Regions from separate parts of the Homo sapiens genome. Here region 2 is linked to region 1. A link is a contact called in ENCODE Hi-C or POLR2A ChIA-PET data. All regions are on one chromosome and are shown on one strand. Each heading gives the region's core, a stretch centred on a gene start or an enhancer-like site at or near the end of the contact. The rest is flanking DNA. Distances are from core to core; before and after follow the strand shown. Region 1 holds the start of LINC00605 (long intergenic non-protein coding RNA 605). Region 2 holds the start of TNFAIP2 (TNF alpha induced protein 2).

Region 1 (6,043 bases), core at 1-2,500:
CCTCCATCTGGTCTCCCCCTTGACACGTGGGGATTATGGGGATTACAATTCCAGACGAGATTTGGGTGGGGACACAAAACCTAACAGATCACTTGCTTAAGGGAAGCTTTGTCTACTCTAAACCAGATTGCAGAGGTCTTTTGTTTGTCCCCCTTGGGGTTTTCCACCAAGGGGCCCTGGGCCTTTGGGTTGAGCTGGGTGGGCCTTTCCCTGTACAGGCGGAGGAAGCAAGTGCAAGGTGAGCGGTGGGAGAACCTGCAAGGCCCCTGCTCCCAGGGGAAGGGGAGGCGGGCTTCAGGGGAGTGTCCATATGGGCGCCCAGAAACTGGAAACTGCGTCCCTGAAGGCTGCAAGCCCTCTGGGCAGTTCGGGTCACCCCGGCTGAAGAAGGGCGTTGAAGACACATGGAAAAGGTGGTGGGAGAGGACTGAGTTGAAACCCAGGCCCCGAGTGGAAGAGCCTGCTGGAGGCCACAGGAGCCCGTTCCCCAACCTGAAGCCCTGGAGACGGCCCGGCTTGAGAGGGCGAGGGCCCACAGCGGGGACCCAACTCACTTCTTCGTTCCCACCTGCCCTGGGGTCCGACGGGAAGCGGGGACGGGGAGCGGGTGGGGTCCGACGGGAAGCGAGGACGGGGAGCGGGTGGGGTCAGACGGGAAGCGGGGACGGGGAGCGGGTGGGGTCAGACGGGAAGCGGCGACGGGATGCTGGTGGGGGGACCCCCGCGCTCTCCGGGCGACCCTCTGCAGCCTCTACTCTGCCCCGTCTGTCATCTTCTCCCGACCCGGCGACCCCGTTCTCCCCCTCGCCCCTCATTCCCCGGGACTGTCCTTCTTAACAGCGCCCTTCACCCCGCCCGGCCCGCGAGGTAGTCCTCAGCAGGGGACAAGGTCCGGACGTGGCGCCCCCAGAAGGAGCGCGGAGAGCCCCTGGGACCCAGTCCCGCCAGGTACGCATCAGGGGCGGAGCTGGACTCGGGGGGCGGGGCTGGGGAGAGGGTGGCCCCTGCACACTAGTCCCCTCCCCTCGACCCCGCAGCCCCGCGGCGCGTTTCCTGAGGCGCCCCCGCCACGTCCCGCGAGTCTCTGCCAAGTTCCCGCGCGGGTGCGCCCCGGTCGCGCCCTCCCTGCGCCCGCCCAGGCCTGGGGAGCTCTGTGGGTGGAAGCCGGCGCCCCCTGGGGGCACCCGGGCGTGGCGAGGGCCTCGGCGGTCGGGAGGCCTCTGCGGGGCAGCGGTCGGGAGCGAGGCCACGGGGCGCCAGGTACAGCCGGCGGGACGTCCAGTGCCAGCGCAGGAGCCGGGCGAGGCCGTGGCCTCCAGGGTTCCTGGGCGGAGGACAAGGCGCGCAGCCGCGTTGGCGCGAGTTTTAAATCGGTGCCTTCTCAGCTTTGCAAGTTCTTATCAATTGCTGCATGCCAGAGGAAGTTTTTAAAAAATGGCCCCCAGCTCTATTGCGGTGTAATTGATGGATAGAAATTGTATTTATTTAAGGTGAACAGCTGGATGATGTGATGGAGGCACGCAGGGTGGAGGGGTTACCACAGTCTAGGTACTCTACACATCCAGAGCCTCCCACAGTTGACAAATGGATTTTCCTAATCAGTTTCGTCGTGTTTTGTACTTAAGTTGAGGATTCCACACCGTGTGGTACTTTCAGAAGAGATGTAGTGGTGAATCAATCGCAACGGTAAGGGGAGCAGACCTGGACATCTGATACTTGATCAGCAATTCACCTTGCCTGAAAATGTTTTGACTTTGTTTCATGTTCCAAGTGCCGAAATGATCGCACGCCTCGTTAGAAGTTGAACGTTACTCTTTTCTTCAAATGCAGGTTGTGATGTTTTCCTAATTAGGTATTGAGAATTACCATTGGTATTTGGAATTAGATTGCGGAGCATTTAGGTAAATTCCTTGAGTTTTTCCACAGTATTTCATCTCAATTACAGTACAGATTTCAATATAGACACATTGTATTTCATGCTTTTTTTCTTTTTTTTTTTTCCCCCAGGAACCGTTCTCGCTATGTTGCCCAGGCTGGTCTTGAACTCCTCAGCTGAAATGAGCCTCCCACCTCGGCCTCCCAAAGTGCTGGGATTACAGGCGTCCCCTCTGCCCCAGTACTGTTTCCTCTCCCCAGCCCAGCCCCCACAGCTGCCTGCCCTGGCCTCACTCCCTGGCCTCCCCCATCCCAGCCTCTGGGTCCCTGAGTCAGTCCCTGGGGCTGTCTGCCTTCTAGGGGAGCCTCTGGTGTGGACCAGAAAGTAACCTAATCCCTTCCAGGCCCACCCTGGAAACAAAGGGATTTGTCCACTAGCCTGGTGGTGAGAACCATGTGGCCTCCTGTCTCTGGCAGAGAGGACTCCAGGATCAAGGGCAGGTAAAAGGAGGAGCCTCCTGGGGAGCTTCAGAAGGAGGGTCCCAAGTCCCTCCTGCCCCACTTCTGTGCCTGGGTCACTCACACCCCTGCCTGACTCTAGCCCCCCTTCTCCAGGGGTCTCCACAACATGTGAATCATGCCCAGCGTCTTCCATTACACCCTTGATAAAGTCCTCTCCTCACCAGGACCTCTGTCATTTTACCTCATGGTTTTGAAATAATTTTTGGTCTTCTTAGCAGTTTAAAAATATTGTTTTGTTTTTTTTCCTGAGTTTGGAGCATTCCTGTTACTAATTACATTTTTTTTTTAGACAGGTGTACACTACTACACCCAGCTAATTTGTTTTGTTTTGTTTTGTTTTGGTAGAGATAGGATCTTGCTATGGTACCCAGGCTGGTCTTCAACTCCTGGGCTCAAGCAATCCTCCTGCATTGGCCTCCCAAAGTGCTGGAATTACAGGCATGAGGCAGCACGCCCAGCCCTAATTACTTCTATTACGCCAAATTCCTTGTGTGGAATTCCTGTGCTTTGCACACAAATTGCCAGGTTGGCCCCAAAGGGGAAAAAAGTGGATCCCATTTTCCCATCTTCTATGCCTACGTGGCTGACAAATCTCCCGAATCCCACAGGAGCTGTCGCTGATCTTTGTCCTCTATTCGCTGAAATAAAGTTCACCATGGATTTCTGCTTCTTTTATTCATTGTCAGTCCACACATAGGGACAAATTCCTGTGCTCTCATTAGAAAGCCATTTGCTAAGTGAGAACTCCGGGGAGGCCAGGCCTGAAGGAGAGCTTGCTGTCAGTCATTTCGATCAGGGACGGGGCAGAGTCCATTGTCACAGGTGGAGCTGCCCAGCCATTCCCCGCCCCTAGGAAGTCTGGGCTGACTGGGGGAGGGAGTGCTTAGAAGGGGACCCCTGGGGGTTGAGGTGTCTTTGCTGCGTATTTCCCTGTTATCAGTGTCGAAGTTAAATACAGAGATGAATCCTCAAAATTAAAATGTTTTATTTGGGGAAAGAAGTGTAATTTGTGGATATCTGTAGCGTGAGTGGTCTTTAGGATGTCCAAAGAATGAAGAAAGGCTGGAGGTTTTATAAAGAGGAGAAATATTACTACTGCTCTTTAAGAAAGCTCATTGGCACTGGTGAGTTTGGGGAGCTGGCAAGCTCCGACTGATGAGTGAGGGCAGAGGGTAAAACGAGTCGTGTCAGCAGGTTGTTTAGTAGGCATTAGGTAAACTGGTTTCAGGTGGCAGCAGTTTCAGCAGCCGGTCTTACAGAGAATGACATTCTTGGAGAAATTCTATGTGCCCTGAGTGCTCCTTCCCGCTGGCCTCTTGACCCTTGGTTGGGTGGGACAAGAATGACCCAATTTGTGTGATTAGCTTTACATTTTTCTCTTTTGATCAAGATATTTCTCTGAAAGCATCGCTAACCAGCCGTTCTGCAGCCAGGCTTATCTGTCCCTGGGGCTGTAATGGGCTTGTGCCAGCTGTCTCTGTCCCACATTGGAGGGAACATGGCGGGGTCTAAGTCAGCAACCTGGGCCACATTTGTGTAATAACGAGGCCAGAAGGAAAAAATGTCTCAAAGCAGTTACTTTTTTTCTTTCTTTCTTTCTTTCCTTTTTGAGATGTAGTTTTGCTCTTGTAGTCCAGGCTGGAGTGCAGTGGCACTATCTTGGCTCACTGCAACCTCTGCCTCCTGGTTTCATGCGATTCTTCTGCCTCAGCCTCCTGAATAGCTGGAATTACAGGCATGCGCCACCACCCCCAGCTGATTTTTTTCCTCTCTCTCTCTCTCTCTCTTTTTTTTTTTTTTTTGTAGAGACAGGGTTTCACCATGTCGGCCAGGCTGGTCTTGAACTCCTGACTTCAGGTGATCTGCCCGCCTCAGCCTCCCAAAGTGCTGGGGTTGCAGGCGTGAACCACTGCACCTGGCCTCAAAGCAGTTTCATCTGGAGTCCAGTATTACATTTTATTTCATCTGCTTTGTAGGCATTAGTCATTATCTGGAGGTGTTGAGCAAGTATTATCCTGTTAGGAGAGTTGGCTTCGTTGAGATTAGACAGGCACTAAGAACAACATTTAAAAATTATAATGAAAAAATTGGCAACAATATAATAAACTTAGTTCGTAGAAGTGGTTTTGAACTAACAGCCCCAGCCTAAGGGCAACAAATTAAACAAAAGGCCATGGAGGAGACTGGGCCAGGCCTGTGATAGCCACTGAGAAGTATTTCATACAGGATCGAATTAATCACTACTTTGTGAACGCCAGGTTTATAAAAGGGACCACCAGTACAATTTGAACAAAAAACTGTGTTAGGGAAAATGCCAAATTTGCCCACTAGGTGGACTAAAAGGATTTCTTTTTTTTTTTTTTTTAGGTCAGGTTTTCTCAAGTTACCTATAGCAGTTACTTATTGTGAAATTTTAATTATAGCATTATCCTGCCAAATGAAGAATGGCATTGAGAGGGTGAGAGTCTCATTATTATATGGAGCCTTATAACAACGTCTTCGGAAAACCTGCTTTTTTAGGTTTCTTTTTCAATTTTTGTTTTTAAATAGTGAGGTCTCATCATGTTGCCCAGGCTGAAGTTTAACTCCTCTCGCCTCGGCCTTCCAAGTAGCTGGGACTACAGGCACCATGGCTGCTGGAACAGCTGTTTTTAGCAGGGAAAACGTCAACTGCTCCTCTTGGTTTGTGGTTTGATTGTCTCTGATTACGGCATCGTGCAATTTGGTGAACTTTTGGTGTGGTTCATATATCAGGCATAAGACTTGTTTTTTACTTTATTAATTTTGTTTTTTATTTTTATATTTTAAATTATTTCATACTAGTTTATTTAGGGGTTATTTTCACTCCTCAATAGATTTTTCCGTATTTTTTATAAGCTTCTTCACTCATAAGTTCATCTAGTTCTTTTTTTTTTTTTTTTTTTTTTTTTTTTGAGACAGTTTTGCTCTTGTTGCCCAGGCTGGAGTGCAGTGGCATGATCTTGGCTCACTGCAACCTCTGCCTCCTGGGTTCAAGTGATTCTCTTGCCTCAGCCTCCTGAGTAGCTGGGATTACAGGCAACTGCCACCACGCCCAGCTAAATTTTGTATTTTAGTGGAGATGGGGTTTCGCCACGTTGGCCAGGCTGGTCTCAAACTCCTAACCTCAGATTATCCACCTGCCTCAGCCTCTCAAAGTGCTGGGATTACAGGTGTGAGCCACTGCGCCCGGCCAAGTTCACCTAGTTCTGAAGAGTTACTCAGTGTCATCTTGATCGGCCAAACATTTTTATAACAAGATTTGTCAATAAGTTCTGTATTTTCTGCAAGAGCTTCATTAATTTCAGTTACTTCTCCTGATAAAGGAGAATGGAGTTCATGAACAGCTTTCACACTTTCCAAAGCACCAAATTCATCTTGTTTGTTCAATTTTGTCCCAGCTTCAGGCAGACTACAGTAAAAACATCTCCCAATACTTCCTGTGCAAAATGCCTGATTCCCACGGTTCCCATACCATTTCTTGTTGTTCTCCAACCACGTTTCCCCGAGAATTCATGCACCGAGAGCAGGGCGGGTTCCACGCACAAACCGTGCCCATCCCCAGCCACCAAGGCCTCAGCCGGTGAGGCATGGCAGGTGCCAAGGCCCCGCTCAAGCTGCAGCCCAC
Region 2 (5,589 bases), core at 32-2,531, 66 kb after region 1:
CCTCTGCTCCCCACCCGGTGCCCCAACTTCGCTTCCCAGCCCCTCTCAGGTGCATGCCTAGCACCCGCGGGAGCTGGTCTGTCTGGCAGGGCCACTCAGCCCCACCCTGGGTGCCCAGGCCCCACCTCTGCCATTCTCCTGGGGTGGGGGAGGGTGGCCCTTACCAGCAATGCTCCCTGCCAGCCTCACCTCAGCCTTCCCTGTCCCACCCCACATGTACTAGGCTCTGTCCCACCTCCAGGCACAGCTCCCGCAGGACCCCCACAGCATCACCGCCTTCTCCCCTCTGTGACACGAAACCCAGAGCGCCTGAAGGTCCTGCTGCAGCCCCCTGGGCCTCGCCCCAGGTCTCCGCTCTCCGAGGCAGCTGGTGCCATGGAAAGAGAAACGCTTTCGGTGTGGGCTCAGCACACTTCTCACTAGTGTGTGGACTGCACACCTCCTTCCTTCACAAGCCGCCGTTTCCCCGTCTTTGAAAAGGGGATGAGGACCCCCACCCCACAGTGCTGCTGAGGGGATGTGGCCAAACCGCACAGCCAAGTGCTGGGCGCCTAGCTGGGCCTCAGTGGGGGTGAGTCTCCTGTGTCCTGAGTCTGTCCTGCAGGCAGCAGCGAGCCGGTGCAGCCAGAAAGGAAGAAGGGGAGGAGGGGCGTTCCTTTGAGCCTTGCCGCTGGTTGGGCCCACTGAGGCAGGAAGGGGCCTGCTGGGAGGCTCGTAGAGGGGTCACAGCCAGTGGCTCAACAGCGCCCCCCAGCCTCCTGCTGCCCGGCCTCTCCTCAGGTCCACTGACCTGGCTCGCCTTCCCCGTCAGGGCTGATGTCCACACACCTCCCGGGAGCTCGCTGGGCCCGGCTCCTTCAGTCCTGGGCAGGATGTGGAAGGCGCACCCATCCCCCGATGAGGACACCCGGGCACGGGCGAGGAAGTGACTCGGCCTGTGTCGCCCGGCCGGGGAGTCACGCCGGACCTGGGGCCTTTCTGCTGTAATGGAGGGGAGACCCCTGCGCCTGCCCCAGCCCCGCCCTCCCTGCCTCTGGCAGGCCCGGGCCCTCAGCCAGCCTTGGCCCCTCTGCGCCCGGACGCGCGGACGCTGGGCGCGCCAGGGCCTCAGTTTCCCTGGAAGCGTCCAGCCCCCTCCTGTCCCCGCCGCGGCGACAGGCTCTTTCCTCGGGGAATCCGGCCTGGCCTCGGGGTAGGGGCGGGCGAGAAGCCGCGCGGAGCGGCGGGGAATGGACGTGTGGAAGCGGAGGTCACTTACCGTGTCCCGGCCTGGCCGCCACTGTCCTGGCCCGGGTTCCGCAAGGCCTGAAATAGTCGCAGAGTCAGCCCCGCCCCGCCCGCCCCTCCTTCCCCGCCCCGCCGCAACCGCGGAAAACCCGCGGGCGGAGGCCAAGGCCCAGCGCGGCCCGGCTGTGTCCCTGCGTCCCAGGGGCTGGGCGCGCCCGGCCTGCCCAGCGGGGGATGCGGGGCGCTGTCACTTCCTCCCAGCAGCCGGGCAGGGGCGGGGGGCTGGCCGCGCGTCGCATGGTATGTGGAGTTCGGGGGACGGCACGGGGACGACGGGGTTGTCAGGCGCGGAGCCATTGTCCGACGACGGCTCCTGATAGGCCGCCTGGATGGGGCGCGCTTGGCCGCGTTCCCGCGTCACACACCGGCTCCAGCTGCGGGAGAGCCCGTCCCACCCCAACTCCCCAGCCGCCCCTCTGAAGTGTTCCGGTGTCACCGTGGCCACAAGGAGGCAGGGGACGGGGGCTTCCTGAAGGAGGCCCCCTAAGGGGAAGGGGGCTACAAGGCTGGCCAGAGTGCTGGCCGCGCGGCTGTGCACAGGGCCTTGAGCCCCTCCGGTCGTCAAGCCTTGCTTGAAATGCGTAAATGCGGAAAGGTGAAGTGGCTGACCCGGCTCACACCACTTTAAGTAGCGGAGTGGGGTTCCTAGCCAGGCCTATGGGACTCCCACTGGAGCCTTTCCCCCTCTGGGGCTGGGGCTGGACCCACAGGCTGCCGGAGCAGGCAGAAGGGGAGGGGCCCAAGGCCCAGACTCCAGGGCCTCGTCTGGATCATCAACCCGGCTTTGCCCATTCAGCGCAGGCCTCCGTTTCCAGGCCTGTCTCCCCATCCACACCGTCTCTCAGGGTTTGTTTTGGGAGATGTGGGGGTGGGGCATGTGGGGAGGATGGAAAGGGGCTGTGAAGGGAACCCACTGGAGATTCACTTCCTTCCTTATTTCACACTCTAGGCTAGGAATTCCTGCCCTCTGGAAAGGACCCAGACATTTAGGAATTTCCCGCTGGGCAGGGGCTTCCCTCCTGCCTCACTGGGGCCTCTGCTCCTCCCCTCTTTTGTTTGGCCTCTTTCCCCGCCCCCTGATCACTCCGCCACCCCTTCTGCAGCCTAGTAACAGGTCTTCCAGGACCAGGGGGGCCAGCGGAGTGGGGGCGGCTGTGGGTTCAGGTGCCCTGGGAACTGAGAACTTCCTCTTCCAGAGTGCTGGCCAAGCGCCAGGTTTGCACTCGGATTGCCATCCATCATCCTGTCTCTGGGGAACCTGTGGGGGAGCGGATGCGGGAGGCCGCCAGGATGCAGGATGGGGCGTTAAGGCTGCCAACCCCACCCCTTCTCTCCTAGGACTCCAGGGATGACATTTTTCAGATGAGTCCACAGAGCCGCGGTGTCCCGGGGCTGGGAGGGTCCTTCCACCGGCACCGCGCAGATGGAGTTCATCCACACAGGGGCGATGAGGATACGGGCTGAGGGGCCCTGGCCGGTGGCTGCCTTCACGGCTGGCTGCTGTGGCCTCATTGTGCAATCCCCACAAGCCTCTCCTGCCAGACTCTGTTCCCCCACCCCACCCCCTCACCCCCCCTCCCATTCCCAAGCAGATCGGGAAATTGCTCGGGAAGTCTGCATCTGCCAGGAGGGCGTTGTCAGGCCTTAGGCCCCACTGTCCCCTCGAAGGCAGCCCCTGGTCTCCACGGGCTTTGCAGGGCTGAGGCGGGGCTGCCACCCTTGTCCCCCACTGACGGCAGTGGCCCGCCCAGAGCACCGGCTGGGGATTGGGAAACGAGGCTGCTGCCTTGGACTTGTGTCTGCACCAGTCACTTCCCCTCTCTAAGCTCAGGCATGAGGGTCAATGGTAACATACGTGAAGTCCTCAAGACAAGGAAAGTCTTCTGAAAATGGGGCAGCATGGAGGCCCAAGGGATGACAGCCAATGGGGCCCATAGGGCAGGAGCAGTCCTTACCCTCTTCTCGCAGATGCAGAAAGCAGTTCCCAAGAGGCCAGGCACTTCCAGAGGAGCCAAAGGCCAGCCTACGGCTCCTCCCCAGCAGGAAGCCAGCATCACATGCTGGGTGGCGATGTTTGTGACCAGTGGCCAGCGGCTGTCCCATTCCCCAGCTCCCCAGGGCACAGGCCAGGGGCAGTGAGCAGGGGGCTCTGCCTGGTGGGGAGGGCAGCAGACAGGAGCAGACTGGCAATGACCTCTCCATTTAGCCTAGAAGGCGAGTGTGCCAGCACCTGGCCAGGAGCCACGGTCAGCTCCTCGCACGCAACCCAGGGCCTCAGAGGCTACGACACATGGGATGTTCCCTCCCTTCTGTCTGCCAGAGCAATGACAGCTGACTGTTTAAAAATTATTATGGTACAATATACATAATGCAATTTATAATCTTTTAAGTGCACAGTTCAGTGGCATTAAGTATATTCACAGGGTCGTGCAACCAACAGCACCCTCCACCTGCAGAAATCGTCACCTGGCAAAACGGAAACTCTACCCACTATGCACTAACTCCTCTTTCCCTCTCCTCCGGGCCCTGGCAACCGCCATTCTACCTTTCGTCTCTGTGGTCTTGACTATTCTATGTACTGCAAATAAATAGAGTCACACAGCGTTTATCCTTTTGTGTCTGCATCTGCCAGGAGGGCGTTGTCAGGTTTATTTCACTCAGCATAATGCCTTCAAGATTCATTCATGTGGTAGCAGGTATCAGAATTCCCTTCCTTTTTGAGGCTGAATCATATTCCATTGTATGGATGGGCTACACTGTGCATTCATTCATCTCTCTGTGCACACTGGGATTGCTGCTACCTCTTGGCTGCTGTGTACAGTGCTGCTATAAAACATGGGTGTGTATACCAGGTGTGGTGGCTCATGCCTGTAATCCCAGCACTTTGGGAGGCCCAGGCGGGTGGATCGCTTGAGCTCTGGAACTCAAGATCAACCTGGGCAACATAGTGAGACCCTGTCTCCACCAAAAATACAAACAATTAGCCAGGTGTGATGGGGTGCACCTGTAGCCCCAGCTACTTGGGAGGCTGAGGTGGGAGAACCACCTGAGCCTGGCAGGTTAAGGCTGCAGTGAGCCATGATTGCACCACTGCACTCCAGCCTGGGCAACAGAGTAAGACCCTGTCTCACAACAAAAACAAACAAACAAAAGAACACGGGTATGCAAATATCTGTTCACGTTCCTGCTTTCAATTCTTTTGGGTAGACTGCTGATGTTTGTTGATCTCCACCGGTGCCAGGCGTTGTTCTAAGTGTTTTGTATACATTAGCCGATTTCATCGGACAGCCTAATGAAGTGGGCACTAACTCTCTTCTTTTCACAGATGAGGAAACTGAGGCACAGAGCGGTCCAGTCATGTGCCAGCCAGTGGTGAAGCTAGGAGCCCCTTCACTAAGCACAGTGTTATCTTGCTTCTCCTCCAACGTTGCTCAGCGTCTGAAATTCAGCTTGATGTATTTAAGTCAGACACAAGAAAGGACTTCTAGACCAAGGAGTTTAGATGCAGAAATGGGAGGTACTATCCTTCACTCCTTTTTCACCTTGAAAAAAATTTTTCCCAATCTTTTTCATTACCTCATTTAGTCCATTAATTAAACCTCCACCTGCGCCCTGTAGGGCAGCAGAAAAGGCCGATTCAGCACGGACCAGAGAATAACACAGGGAGGCACATTACTGGCCCTCTCTCTGCATTCTTGAAGGCACCTAGAGGAAAGCTCTCTAGAAGAGGGGCAGTTGGGGCTGGGCATGGTGGCTCACCCCTGTAATCCCAGCATTTTGGGAGGCCAAGGCGGGCGGATCACCTGAGGTCGGGAGTTCGAGGCCAGCCTGACCAACATGGAGAAATCCCGTCTCTACTAAAAATACAAAATACAAAATACTAAAAATACAAAATTAGCCAGGTGTGGTGGTGCATGCCTGTAATCTCAGCTACTCGGGAGCCTGAGGCAGGAGAATCACTTGAACCTGGGAGGCAGAGGTTGCGGTAAGCTGAGATCACGCCATTGCACTCCAGCCTGGGCAACAAGAGTGAAACTCCATCTCAAAAAAAAAAAAAAAAAAAAAAAAGGAAGAAGAGGGCAGTCGAAGGCAGAAGGGAGAGCAACCTGGAGCAGGGCCCAGGGTGGTGGGTGATCACGAGGGGCAGAGGGCCTATAGGTGGCTGGGCCTGGCCAGAGGCGTGGCTGCAGCTGCTAGCCTTGGTCACAAGAGTGGTGCTGACCTCAGGGTGGGTCACCTAGCCCCTCCCCCAGCAGCCCGGGCCCACTTCCCTCTGCATGATGACTTGCACTTCCCACTGCC

Evidence for each region. A loop is a pair of places that touch in the nucleus more often than their neighbours do. ChIA-PET counts read pairs that join two places held with the same protein, here RNA polymerase II (POLR2A). Pooled maps may share reads with other maps.
Region 2: a loop to region 1 is called in a map of heart left ventricle, with 2.3 times the contacts of the local background. The contact joins the promoter of TNFAIP2 here to the promoter of LINC00605 in region 1. A Hi-C loop is called at or near these places in 7 of 168 maps with a recorded cell type or tissue (Caco-2, PC-9, body of pancreas and 4 more) and 11 of 50 pooled maps. POLR2A ChIA-PET finds 5 or more read pairs at or near these places in 4 of 52 experiments (AG04450, H1, HEK293 and 1 more).

Annotation. Positions count from the first base shown.
Region 1 is chr14:103,184,235-103,190,277 of GRCh38, reverse strand. LINC00605 (long intergenic non-protein coding RNA 605) reads left to right here and starts at 1,250. Exons shown (of 3, transcript NR_033938.1): 1 at 1,250-1,686; 2 at 1,831-1,901; 3 at 2,008-3,057. It also overlaps the pseudogene GCSHP2. RefSeq lists a silencer at 1,132-1,181.
Region 2 is chr14:103,119,153-103,124,741 of GRCh38, reverse strand. It overlaps TNFAIP2 (TNF alpha induced protein 2), which reads right to left and starts at 1,281. Exons shown (of 12, transcript NM_006291.4): 1 at 791-1,281. It overlaps LINC00677 (long intergenic non-protein coding RNA 677), which reads left to right and starts at 1,833. Exons shown (of 2, transcript NR_138038.1): 1 at 1,833-2,133; 2 at 3,711-3,893. RefSeq lists silencers at 990-1,039, 1,340-1,619 and enhancers at 1,284-1,817, 1,818-2,350.